2 separate regions of the Homo sapiens genome follow, and region 1 is linked to region 2. Evidence: chromatin contacts called from ENCODE Hi-C or POLR2A ChIA-PET data. All regions are on one chromosome and are shown on one strand. The core of a region is the stretch at or near the end of the contact, and the rest is flanking DNA. Distances in the headings are between cores, read along the strand shown. Region 1 holds the start of LOC105371908 (a long non-coding RNA gene). Region 2 has its middle 90 kb from the start of SNHG20.

What was found. Hi-C counts contacts between places; a loop is a spot of excess contacts on that map. ChIA-PET counts read pairs that join two places held with the same protein, here RNA polymerase II (POLR2A). Pooled maps may share reads with other maps.
Region 1: a map of CD4-positive, alpha-beta T cell shows a loop between it and region 2 (6-fold over the local background). The contact joins two enhancer-like sites. A Hi-C loop is called at or near these places in 1 of 168 maps with a recorded cell type or tissue (CD4-positive, alpha-beta T cell) and 4 of 50 pooled maps. POLR2A ChIA-PET finds 5 or more read pairs at or near these places in 2 of 52 experiments (CD8-positive, alpha-beta T cell and CD8-positive, alpha-beta memory T cell).

What each region holds. Positions count from the first base shown.
Region 1 is chr17:77,840,589-77,846,138 of GRCh38, reverse strand. LOC105371908 (a long non-coding RNA gene) reads left to right here and starts at 5,501. Exons shown (of 4, transcript XR_935001.2): 1 at 5,501-5,550. RefSeq lists enhancers at 1-34, 35-684 and a silencer at 2,304-2,403. Within about 2 kb of position 2,063, at least 2 of the 41 ENCODE cell types and tissues checked have a DNase peak (open chromatin) inside an H3K27ac peak, as active enhancers do; they include CD8-positive, alpha-beta T cell, where a contact is called at or near this core.
Region 2 is chr17:76,996,186-77,001,705 of GRCh38, reverse strand. No RefSeq gene overlaps it. Among named protein-coding and RNA genes, the nearest start is that of SNHG20, 90 kb to the left of the region's middle. RefSeq lists enhancers at 3,220-3,299, 3,255-3,795. Within about 2 kb of position 3,510, at least 5 of the 41 ENCODE cell types and tissues checked have a DNase peak (open chromatin) inside an H3K27ac peak, as active enhancers do; they include CD8-positive, alpha-beta T cell, where a contact is called at or near this core.

The DNA of each region.
Region 1 (5,550 bases), core at 814-3,313, 850 kb before region 2:
CTCCTCCACCTTGAAGCCCCATGTGTCTGTGGATGAGACCAGCTTCTTGGCTTTTTTCCGCCCAGTCCTTCCCTGACCCTCGGGATGGAGGTGCGAAGAGAGACCCCACAGCTGAATGGTGAGAGCTGCAGCCGTGTCCAGAGTCCACCCTTAGCCTGTGACACCTTCCCTGCAGCCCCGGGAAGCAGAGAGGCCCAGTCCCACCCAGGGGGCCACCTGCGGGCAGCTCTGCGGATTCTCTCCCCACCTGTTTCTCTAGTGTGTCTTGACAGACAGAGGAGACAGACGGCCCCTCCTCAGCTCCCCAGCTGCCAGGGGCTCTGAGTAAAATGCAGTGCCTCTTCCCGCAGGCCTTCTGGGGACAGTGAACTTACCTTCCTACCAAGGGTCATTTCGACAGGAGACAGGAATGATTCTCCGGCCCCAGAGAGGAGCTGCCCCCACGGTCAGGCTCCGACTGACTGAGCTGAGCGAAGGCTAGAAAAACAAGAAGGAAGAGCCCCCCGACACCCTGCAGGGCAGGCCCGTGAGGTGGGGGCTGACTGAGAGGAAAAGGGGGGGCATAGGAAGACATAGCCCTGAGACGTCCTTAGAGGGGCAAAGCAGCGGCCTCAGGAGGTGACCTGCTTGGCTGCTTGGGTCTTGTCCTCCCTGGGTTTTTCTTATCTTTTCTTTTCTTCCTTTCCCTTCGGTTCTCTCTCTCTCTCTCTCTCTCTTTTTTTTTTTTTTTTTTTTTTTTTTGTGAGATGGGGTCTCGCTCTGCCACCCAGGCTGGAGTGCAGTGGCACAATCTCGGCTCACTGCAACCTCCACCTCCTGGGTTGAAGTGATTCTCCCACCTCAGCCTCCTGAGTAGCTGGGATTACAGGGGTCCGTCACCACACCCAGCTAATTTTTGTGTTTTTAGTAGAGACGGGGTTTCGCCATGTTGGCCAGGCTGGTCTCGAACTCCTGACCTCAGTGATCTGCCCACATTGGCCTCCCAAAGTGCTGGGATTACAGGTGCGAGCCACCATGCTTGGCCTCCCTGGGTTTTTCTGAGTAATTTTATGAGGCAGTTTGCAGCAGTCTGGTGGGGAGAATGGCAAATACCCCCCAGTGCCGTTCACTGGACTTGCCCAGTGGAAGAGGGTGGGTGACCAGCACAGGGTGGTGGTCGGGGAAGCCTGACCCCGGTGACAAGCAAATGGCGAGTGGACAAGTAGAGAGAGCCTTTGGAGAAGCATGGGGAGGCAGGCCTGAGCTAGGGGGGACTAGCAGCGACACAGGCTCCAGCGGTCACGGAAGGCGGGCTGGTGGGTGTCCTATGCTCCGGGGCCGGCTCTGTGTTCATCAGTTGTGTGACCTGAAGTACAGGTTTTGTTTTTGTTGTTTTTGGTAAATCAAGGTGAAGCTCACAGCTCAAAATGAGCCGTTTTTAAGTGTACAATTCCTGGCATTTAGTATATTCAATGTTGTGCAGCCACTACTTCTGCAAGTTCCCAAACCTTGGCATCACCCAAGAGGAAACCTCGTACCCAGTGGCAGTCAGTCCTCCTTCCTCCTCCTCCAGCCCCTGGAAGCCACCAATCTGCGTTGTTTGCATGCATTGCCTCCTCTGAACAATTAATAAAAATGTAATCAGTACTTTGGGAGGCTGAGGCGGGCGGATCACCTGAGATCAGGAGTTCAAGACCAGCCTGGCCAACACGGTGAAGCCCCCTCTCTACTAAAACATACAAAAATTAGCTGGAGGTGGTGGCGAATGCCTGTAATCCCAGCTACTTGGGAGGCTCACGCAGAATGGCTTGAACCTGGGAGGCAGAGGTTGCAGTGAGCCGAGATCGTGCCGCTGCACTCCAGCCTGAGTGATAGAATGACACTGACTCCATCTCAAAAAAAAAAAAAAAAAAAATGCAATCAGGTTAAATGGGAGCTTTTGCCTGTGGCCTGTGGCCTCTCTCACTGAGCTTTATGTTCTTAGGCTTCATTCATCTAAGAGCTTCATTCCTCTTTAAGGAATCATATTCCGGTGTATGGATGGACCAAAATTCATTTGTCCATTCATTGTTTGATGGACATCTGGGTTGTTTCCACCTTTTGGCTGGCATGAATAATGCTGCTATGAACGTGTGTGCACATGTATTTGTTTGAGTGTCTATTTTCAGGTTTTTCTGGCTATATTCATAGGAGTGGAATTGTGGATTATATAGCAATTTTATGATTAACTTTTTGAGGAATCACCAAATTGTTTTCCACAGTGGCTGAAACATTTTACATTTCCACCAGCAATGTGTAAGTGTTCTAATTTCTCTATAACCTCACCAACGCTTATTTTCAGTTTTAAAACAAAATTATAGCTGTTGTCGAGCGTGTGAAGTGGCACCTCAACCTCATTGTGGTTTTGATTTGCATTTGCCTGATGACTAATGCTGGTGAGCGTCTTTTCGTGGGCTTCTTGGCCACTGGTATGTCTTCTCTGGAGAAATGTCTACTTACGTCCTTTGCTTGCCCCTTTTTTGATCAGATTCCCAGGCAGGTTTTTTTTTTTTTTTTTTGAGACAGTCTCACTTTGTCACCCAGGCTGGAGTGCAGTGGTGCGATCTCAGCTCACTGCAACCTCCGCCTCCTGGGTTCAAGCAATTCTCGTGCCTCAGCCTCCCAAGTAGCCAGGACTACAGGCATGTGCCACCACAGCTGGCTAATTTTTGTATTTTTTGGTAGAGACGGGGTTTCACCATGTTGGCCAGGCTAGTCTCAAACTCCCAACCTCAAGTGATCTGCCCGCCTTGGCCTCCCAAAGTGCTGGGATTACAAGCATGAGCCACCGTGCCTGGCCCCGAGGGAGAGTTTTAAGCCTCTTTGAGCCTCAATTTTCTCATCTATAAAATGGGGATCATGATAGCGCCTCCTTGGTGGAAGGTGGCCAACCCTCCTGGTTTGCCTGAGATTATCCCAGTTTTTGCAATAGAAGTCTCTTGTCCCAGGAAGCCCCTCAGGCCTGGGCCATCTGGGACAGTTGGTAACCCTACATGGGATTGTCGAGAGGCTGAACCAATAGGGTGCATAGGAAACTCCTAGCACCGGGGACGGCCCAGAGTTCCTGCTCAGCCAATGTCAGCTCTTATTCATTGTAATCCTCTTAGACACATGTGCATGGTAGAGACCTCTGACATGTAAAAATGCAAAGGCAGAAATAAAAATCATCAATAGCCGACCACATGTGGGAAACATTTTGGAAGGTTTTAGTTTTCTTAGGTGATAGAACACTGAATGTGTTAATATAGAGAGGGGGAAGAGGCAGGAACAGCAGTGACTATTTAATGACTCATATTTATTGAATGCTTATTATGTAGCAGCCATGGAAGGGGGAAGTTGGAGGCACAGGATAAAGAGGAGAAAGCTGATGGTGGGAGGGTCCCTTAGAGGCAGGGAGGTGAAAAGGAAGTTGTTGGGGATAATGGCGACACGGACGTTTCCAAGAAGGGAAAGTTTCTTTCGGGTCCTACTTCTTCTCGTGGCCTTTCCATTTCCCTAGAACTTGAAACTCAGCCTCAGCTCCAGCCGACTCACTCACTTGCAGGCAGGGTTGCAGCAGGGGCCTCCTGAAGCCCTGTAGATGCTCTGCCTCTCCTCTCACTGGGCTCAGGCAGGCTGTGCCTCGCCTCTGACATTCCCAGCCAAGGTCTTCAGATCCTGTGGACTCAAATCATCCATTCAACCCTTGCTGAATTCGCCATGGGTCAAGGCCTATACTGCAGCTGCAGGTGCAGTGATGAAGGACCTGGGGGCCCCTTGCAAAGCTCCAGAGCAAATGGACTTGACTGCCAGGAAACTGGAAGCCTGGAGGCTGAACTAGGCTGGGCACTCAGTGCTGGGGAGGCCCCGACACCCTAGGAGGTACACTGGGTGTGGTTATTCCTGGTGGGAGAAGGAGAGCAGGTGCACAGCAGTCCTAAGTGAAAGCAGGAAATGACTACCTGGATCCCTGCTGCAGCCCGCAGAGGCCCGCTGCTCACCTGTGTCTGGCTTTGAGGATACCACATCTAGTTTGCTGGCCAGGGATCAAGGCAGTTCACAGAAAGTAGAGGAAATATCTTTGAGTTGCAAACTCCCAGGATGCAGGGTCTAGGCCTGTCTGGTGTCCCTGTCTCACATTCAGTCACACACAAAGATAGAGAGGCAGAGAAATGCTGGCAGTCAAGAGGCCTGGCTTCTGACACCTGCCATTTACCAGCTATGTGACCTTGAGCAAGTCATGTGTCAGGGTTGGAATAGAGCCTCTTAAAGTGCCGGTCTCCCAAGGAAGGCTATGAAGGTCTGTCCCCCGAGACACAGGGTAAGCAAGTTCCCATACAAGGCCAACTCTGCATTTGAAAGCAGCGAATAAGCTGCTGAGACAACTTCTTGAACCACTCTGTTCTCTATTCTCGACATGTAATTATGGAATATCTTTGATGTGCCTGGAACTTTCCAACAACCCTCTTCTAAGAGGATACAGCAAATCCCTGCCCTCCTGGAGTCCAACTTCTGCCAGATTAGAATTTTTCTTTTTTTTTTTTTCTTGAGATGGAGTCTCACTGTGTCACCCAGGCTGGAGTGCAGTGGTGTGATCTCGACTCACTGCAACCTCCACCTCCTGGGTTCAAGAGATTCTTCCACCTCAGCATCTCGAGTAGCTGGGACTATAGGCATGTGCCACCATGCCCAGCTAATTTTTTTGTATTTTTAGTAGAGATAGAGTTTCACCATATTGGCCAGGCTGGTGTTGAACTCCTGAACTCGAGTGATCTGCCCGCCTTGGCCTCCCAAAGTGTTGGGAATACAGGGGTGAGCCACCGTGCCTGGCCCAGATTAGAATTTTTCTATGTCACTCCAGACTGCAGGGCTTGGAACAATGATTAAAAGCCATAGGGAGATGGATTTGGGTTTGAGGCTAGGAAGAACTTTCTAACCATTCAAGTGACATCAGAATGGAATGAGCTGCCTTGTGAGGGAGTGGTCAGTGTGTCTCTGAAGATGTTCAGGGAGAGTTGGAAGACCTAGCAGATGAGGTGGACAGGGTGGATGCTGGCCCCACGGTCCTACCTGCTGGTGTTCACGGCCTTATGCAGTCCTCTCGCCTTCAGTGCAAGCAGCACCTGTGACTTGCCTTTAACGTTGCAAGAGAATACAGCAAAGTGACGGGATGTCACTCTTGTGATTTCATAAGATTGTGACATCTGTCTTGCTGAGAGACTCTCTTGCTGGCCTTGATGGAGTAAGTGGCCACACTGGGGAGGCCCACAAAGCAAGGAGCTGACAGCAGCCTCTGTCCAATGCATGACATGATGGTGACCTCTGGCCAATAGCCAGCAAGAAAGTGAGGCTTTCCATTTAAGAAGCCACAAGCAACTGAATGCTGCGACCATCCATGGGAGCTGGGAAGCAGATCCTTCCTCGGTTGAGCCTCAGAGAAGCCTGCAGCTCTGATCTTGGCTATAGCTTTTAGATGAGACCCTGAAGCAGAGGGCCCAGCTAAGCCACACCCAGACTCCTGACCCACAGAAACTGTGAGATAACAAATGCGTG
Region 2 (5,520 bases), core at 2,261-4,760:
ATTGGCCAGCCTGGAATGCAGTGGCAGGACCATGGCTCACTGCAGCCTCTACCTCCCAGGCTCAAAATATCCTCCCGCTTCAGCCTCCCAAGTAGCCAGGACCACAGGTGCATGCCACCATGCCTGGCCAAATCTTATATTTTCTGTAGAGATGGGGGTCTCAGGGTTTTGCTATGTTGCCCAGGCTGGTCTCAAACTCCTGGACTCAAGGGATCTTCCCATCTCTGCCTCCCAAAGCGCTGGGATTACAGGCATGAGCCACCATGCCTGCCCTTGTTTTATCTTGTTTTGTTTTGTTGGGTATATTTTTTCCTTTCCAACATTTATTTTAGGGTCAGGAGGTACATGTGCAGTTTACTTCCATGAGTAAATTGCATGTCTCTGGGGTACGGATAGGTCGTTTGTCTGTCTTTCTTTCTTTCTTTTCTTTCTTTTCTTTCTTTTCTTTCTTTTCTTTCTTTCTTTCTTTCTTTCTTTCTTTCTTTCTTTCTTTCTTTCTTTCTTTCTGATGGAATCTCACTCTATTCCCCCAGCTGGAGTGCAATGGCACGATCTCAGCTCACTACAGTCTCCACCTCCCTGGTTCAAGTGATTCTCCTGCCTCAGCCTCCCGAGTAGCTGGGACTACAGGTGCATGCCACCATGCCCGGCTAATTTTTGTATTTTTAGTAGAGACGGGGTTTCACTATGTTGGCCAGGCTGGTCTCGAACTCCTGACCTCGTGATCCACCTGCCTCGGCCTCCCAAGTGCTGGGATTACAGGCATGAGCCACTGTGCCCAGCCGATAGGTCATTTTTCAATCCTCGCCGTCTTCCCACCCGCCACCCTCAAATAGACCCTGGTGTCTGTTGGTCTCTTCTTTGTGTCCAGGTGTACTCAATGTTTAGCTCCCACTTATAAGTGAGAACATGGTTTTCTGTTCCTGCATTCGTTCACTTAGGATTCAGTGCTTTTTTTTTTTTTTTTTTTTGAGACGGAGTCTCACTCTGTCTCCCAGGCTGGAGTGCAGTGGTGAGATCTCAGCTCACTGCAAGCTCTGCCTCCCGGGTTCACGCCATTCTCCTGCCTCAGCCTCCCGAGTAGCTGCGACTACAGGTGCCTGCCACAACGCCCGCCATCGCACCCAGCTAACTTTTTGTATTTTTAGTAGACACGGGGTTTCACCGTGTTAGCCAGGATGGTCTCGATCTCCTGACCTTGTGATCCGCCCACCTCGGCTTCCCAAAGTGCTGGGATTACAGGTGTGAGCCACCTCGCCCAGCTGGATTAAGTGCTTTTTAACTTTATTATTTATTTATTTATTTATTTACTTACTTATTATTATTATTATTTTGAGACAGATCTCACTCTGTCACCCAGGTTGGGAGTGCAGTGGCCCAATCTTGGCTCACTGCAATCTTTGCCTCCCAGGTTCAAGCAATTCTCCTGCCTCAGCCTCCCAAGTAGCTGGGATTACAGGTGCCCTCCACCATACCCAGCTAATTTTTTTTGTATTTTTACTAGAGACGGGGTTTCACCATGTTGGCCAGGCTGGTTTCGAACTCCTGACCTCAAGTGATCCTCCCACCTCGGCCTCCCAAAGTGCTAGGATTGTAGGTGTGAGCCACTGCACCTGGCCTAGATTAAGTATTTTTAAATTTGCAGATTATATAACAGATTATATAACTGCCTGGCCTTGGGCAGGTCACGAAACCTCAGTGTCCATCTACCTCCCCATCTGTGAAGCAGAGATCATGACAGCATCTGTGGTGAATTCTGGAAACTCTATGGTCAGAGGGTACAGGTTCCACAAGGCAGCCCCCACTTCAGACCCCAGCCACAACAATGAGGGTCCCAGGACCACCCTCACTTTAGACCAGCTTGCTATGAATTTGGGGGCCCGCACAACCACCGTCTCATTTGATAATTTTCTAGAATGACCTACAGAACTCAGGAGAGTGCTATACTTAACAATTATAGTTACCGCAAAAGGTTACAAATTAATGGCCTGGCGCAATAGCTCACACCTGTAATCCCAGCACTTTGGGAGGCTGAGGCAGCCGGATCACAAGGTCAGGAGTTCAAGACCAGTCTGGCCAACATGGTGAAACCCCACCTCTCCTAAAAATACAAAAATTAGCCAGGCACGGTGGCGCACGCCTATAATCCCAGCTATTGAGGAGGCTGAGGCAGGAGAATTGCTTGAACCCAGGAGGTGGAGGTTGCAATGAGCCGAGATCAAACTACTGCACTCCAGCCCAGGTGATAGAGCAAGACTCTGTCTCAGAATATATAAATAAATAAATAAATAAATAAATAAGTTACAAATTAGGACCAGCCATGGGACAAGATGCACAGGCCAAAGTCTGATGGGATCTAAACGCGGAGCCTCTGGCCATCTTCTCCCCAGGGAACCCTGGGCGGTCTTCCCACCTCCTGGCCCTAATGCCTGACAACATTCAAGAGTGCTTCCTGCCAGGGAAGCTCACCTGAGGCTTTGGGGTCCAGAGCTTTTCCTGGGGCTCCATCACACGCTAACCATGTGACTCACCTATCCTCTTCAGTCCCTCTGGAGGTCGGCACTGATACGGGATGTCCTGAGGCCCCCATCATAAACCGCATTGCTGGACCCTCCAGGGGCCAAAGCCCTTGGGCAACAAAGACACTCCTGTCAGGAGGGACATGGTGTGGCCTAGAGATCACCCTCCTCCGCGGTAACCAGGTCAGAGGCCAGGCATTCTTTGGGTCAGTTACCTCTCCTGCACGCAGTGTCTAGCTCCTAGGGCTGTGAGGGTTCTGCGAGCTAATCCCTCAAAGTGTTTGTTGCAGTGAATGCTTGATACATGTGAGTTGCCATCATATCACAGCACTGTATTTAGAAAGGGCACTGTCTCAGGCTGTTAGAGCAGGGCTGAGTTTTGGCTGGAGAGATGATGCTATAGATACCAGGGACCCTGCCCTGTCAGGTGCAGGATTTACAGCAGGATGAAGGAGAACCGCCCCGGTCTCTTGAGCCCCCTCACCCTCTCCCAGAACCCTAGAAGGGAGAGTTTCCAAGAGCACAGCGTTCCCAGCCAGTGGACCCTCAGAAAATAGAAGTTGACCGAGAGTCTAAGATGGGCTTGAGCAAGGCAGTTTATCAGGGCTTTCAGCTGGAGCAGCAAGGGGGACAGTACAGGAAGAGACCTGCAGCTGGCTCCCCAAAGCTGGTCGGACTGTTGATTTATTTTCCTTCCGGCCTCCTCCAGATGACATCATTGCATGTTTAGGGTGGTCTGTCCATCATGACTGCACAGTCTCTGTCACGCTTCTTCACGCGACGCATGTCTCATTAGCATCTCAACTTTCCATCCGGGGTATGATGTTTACCATTAAAATGAAGCAAAGGTACAGTTAGGGCGGGCTAGGACCTTGCTGGGGATGTGCATTTGGGGATTGTGGAGAGTCCCTACTGTTAACAGCCACGACATTTGTGGTTTAAGCACTCTGTGTGTTTTAGATTTACTTGGCCTATTTTTGTGAAAGGAAGCGTTTGTGGTTACAGGGCTGCATGGCTGAGTATGGCTGCAGTCAGCATGGTGTGTAAGGAAAACAGGGACCCTTCCCCCGTCCCTGTTCTGCTTTCCCCAGCTGTCTCAAAAAGGGCACTTACAGCGGGGCGCCAAGCGAGGGGAACAGGCAGCTAAGGCTGAAGACCCAAACTCCCGACGGCTCACAAGCAGGGGTTTTGTTTGTTTGTTTGTTTGTTTTGAGACCGAGTTTTGCTCTTGTCGCCCAGGCTGGAGTGCAGTGGAATGATCTCGGCTCACTGCAACCTCCGCCTCCTGGGTTCGAGCGATTCTCCTGCCTCAGCCTCCCGAGTAGCTGGGGTTACAGGCACCTGCCACCACGCCTGGCTAATTTTGTATTTTTTAGTAGAGACGGGGTTTCACCATGTTGGCCAGGTGGGTCTTGAACCCCTGACCTCAAGTGATCTGCCCACCTTAGCCTCCCAAAGTGCCAGGATTACAGGCGTGAGCACAGGCAAGGGTTTTTAAAGGCAGGGATGCATTTCAGGAAAGCGAGGGGTGCATTGCAGGTAAAGTTGTAAACCCATACATGGAGGCTGTACCTCAGTGTGGCCATGGGCATGATTCTCCAGGCCTCTCAGGATGAAATTCTGAACAAAGAACGGCAGTCAGAGTGCCGCCCTCGGTTCCCCACATCTGAGGTCTATAGGATAGAGGCTGGCAGTGGGGGTTTCTGAAAAACAACTCGAGAACATATGTGAAGATGTTATCTTTAGTTTCTGTAGGAACCAAAACACCTTGTTCCTCTGGCTTGCTTGGGAGGCTCCTGTTGCTCTCATCTTGTTTGTTGCTATCTTCCTGCTTATCCGGCTGCTCATTTATTCTCCAAGGCTAGCTAGTGCCTGGAATTTCTCCTGAAGGAACTCAAGACTTTTCCTTTATTTCCATGCTGTGGTTGGGGGGTGGGTGCGGGCAGGCCCCTAGGCGGGTCCCCGCTCTGTCTCTGCATCAGGAGAACTCATGGGACCCCCTGCAGAGAGCCTTGAAATGTGTCTCCTGCAGCAGAGAAATGCAAAGCATGGACACCTGGCCCAGCCTGGAAATGCGTGAGTGAGGGGGCCAGGGGTCTGCCTCCCCCAGAAACATCTCCATGGTGAGGAAATGGCTGTGGCCATTCGGGTGGTGGAGCGGGAGCCCTACAGGCCCAGGTTTGTGTGTCAGGGCAAGGAGATGGGAGTGTTCCTTGCAGACCAGAGAGAGAATCACAAGGGGCTACCCAAGGACCCTACCAGTGGGGCCGTCTGGAAGGGGATGGGGCAGTGCCCAGAAGGATGCTCGGGGGGGCTTCTGCTGGACGTCACATGGGACTACTCAGGATTTGAGGAGCATCCCCCAGGGTCACAGGGACCCAGAGCCCAGCAGGGAACCTTCCAGGAGCCCTTGGAAGCCAAGAGGGGAAGCTGTCCAGGCGAGTGAGGACCACCCTAGCAGGTTCCCACCTCCTTCCCCCCAACCCCCTCTCTCTGCCAGGGCTGGGGCAGATCATCCGCCCCATCCCCTTCCCATTGCAGCCTCTGGACTGGAGCAGGCTGAGCTGGGGAAGGGAGAAGATTCAACCCCTAGTTCCCTTGAGAGATATGATTAAATATCATGGGCTTGTAGGGGTGGAAAACTCATTTGTTCCTACAATACTCATAAGTTCTCAGCTGGAACAGCCTCCTGGAACAAAAAGACAGATTAACAAGAGAAAGGCAGACGTGCATCAGCATGCATGCTGCCTTTTTCTTTTCTTTCTTTCTTTCTTTTTCTTTCTTTTTTTTTTTTTTTTGATATGGAGTCTCGCTCTGTTGCCCAGGCTGGAGTGCAGTGGCAGGATCTCAGCTCACTGCAACCTCTGCCTCCCAGGTTCAAGCAATTCTCCTACCTCAGCCTCCTGAGTAGCTGGGATTACAGGCGTGCGCCACCACACCCAGCTAATTTTTGTATTTTTAGTAGGGACGGGGTTTTGCCATGTTGGCCAGGCTGGTCTCG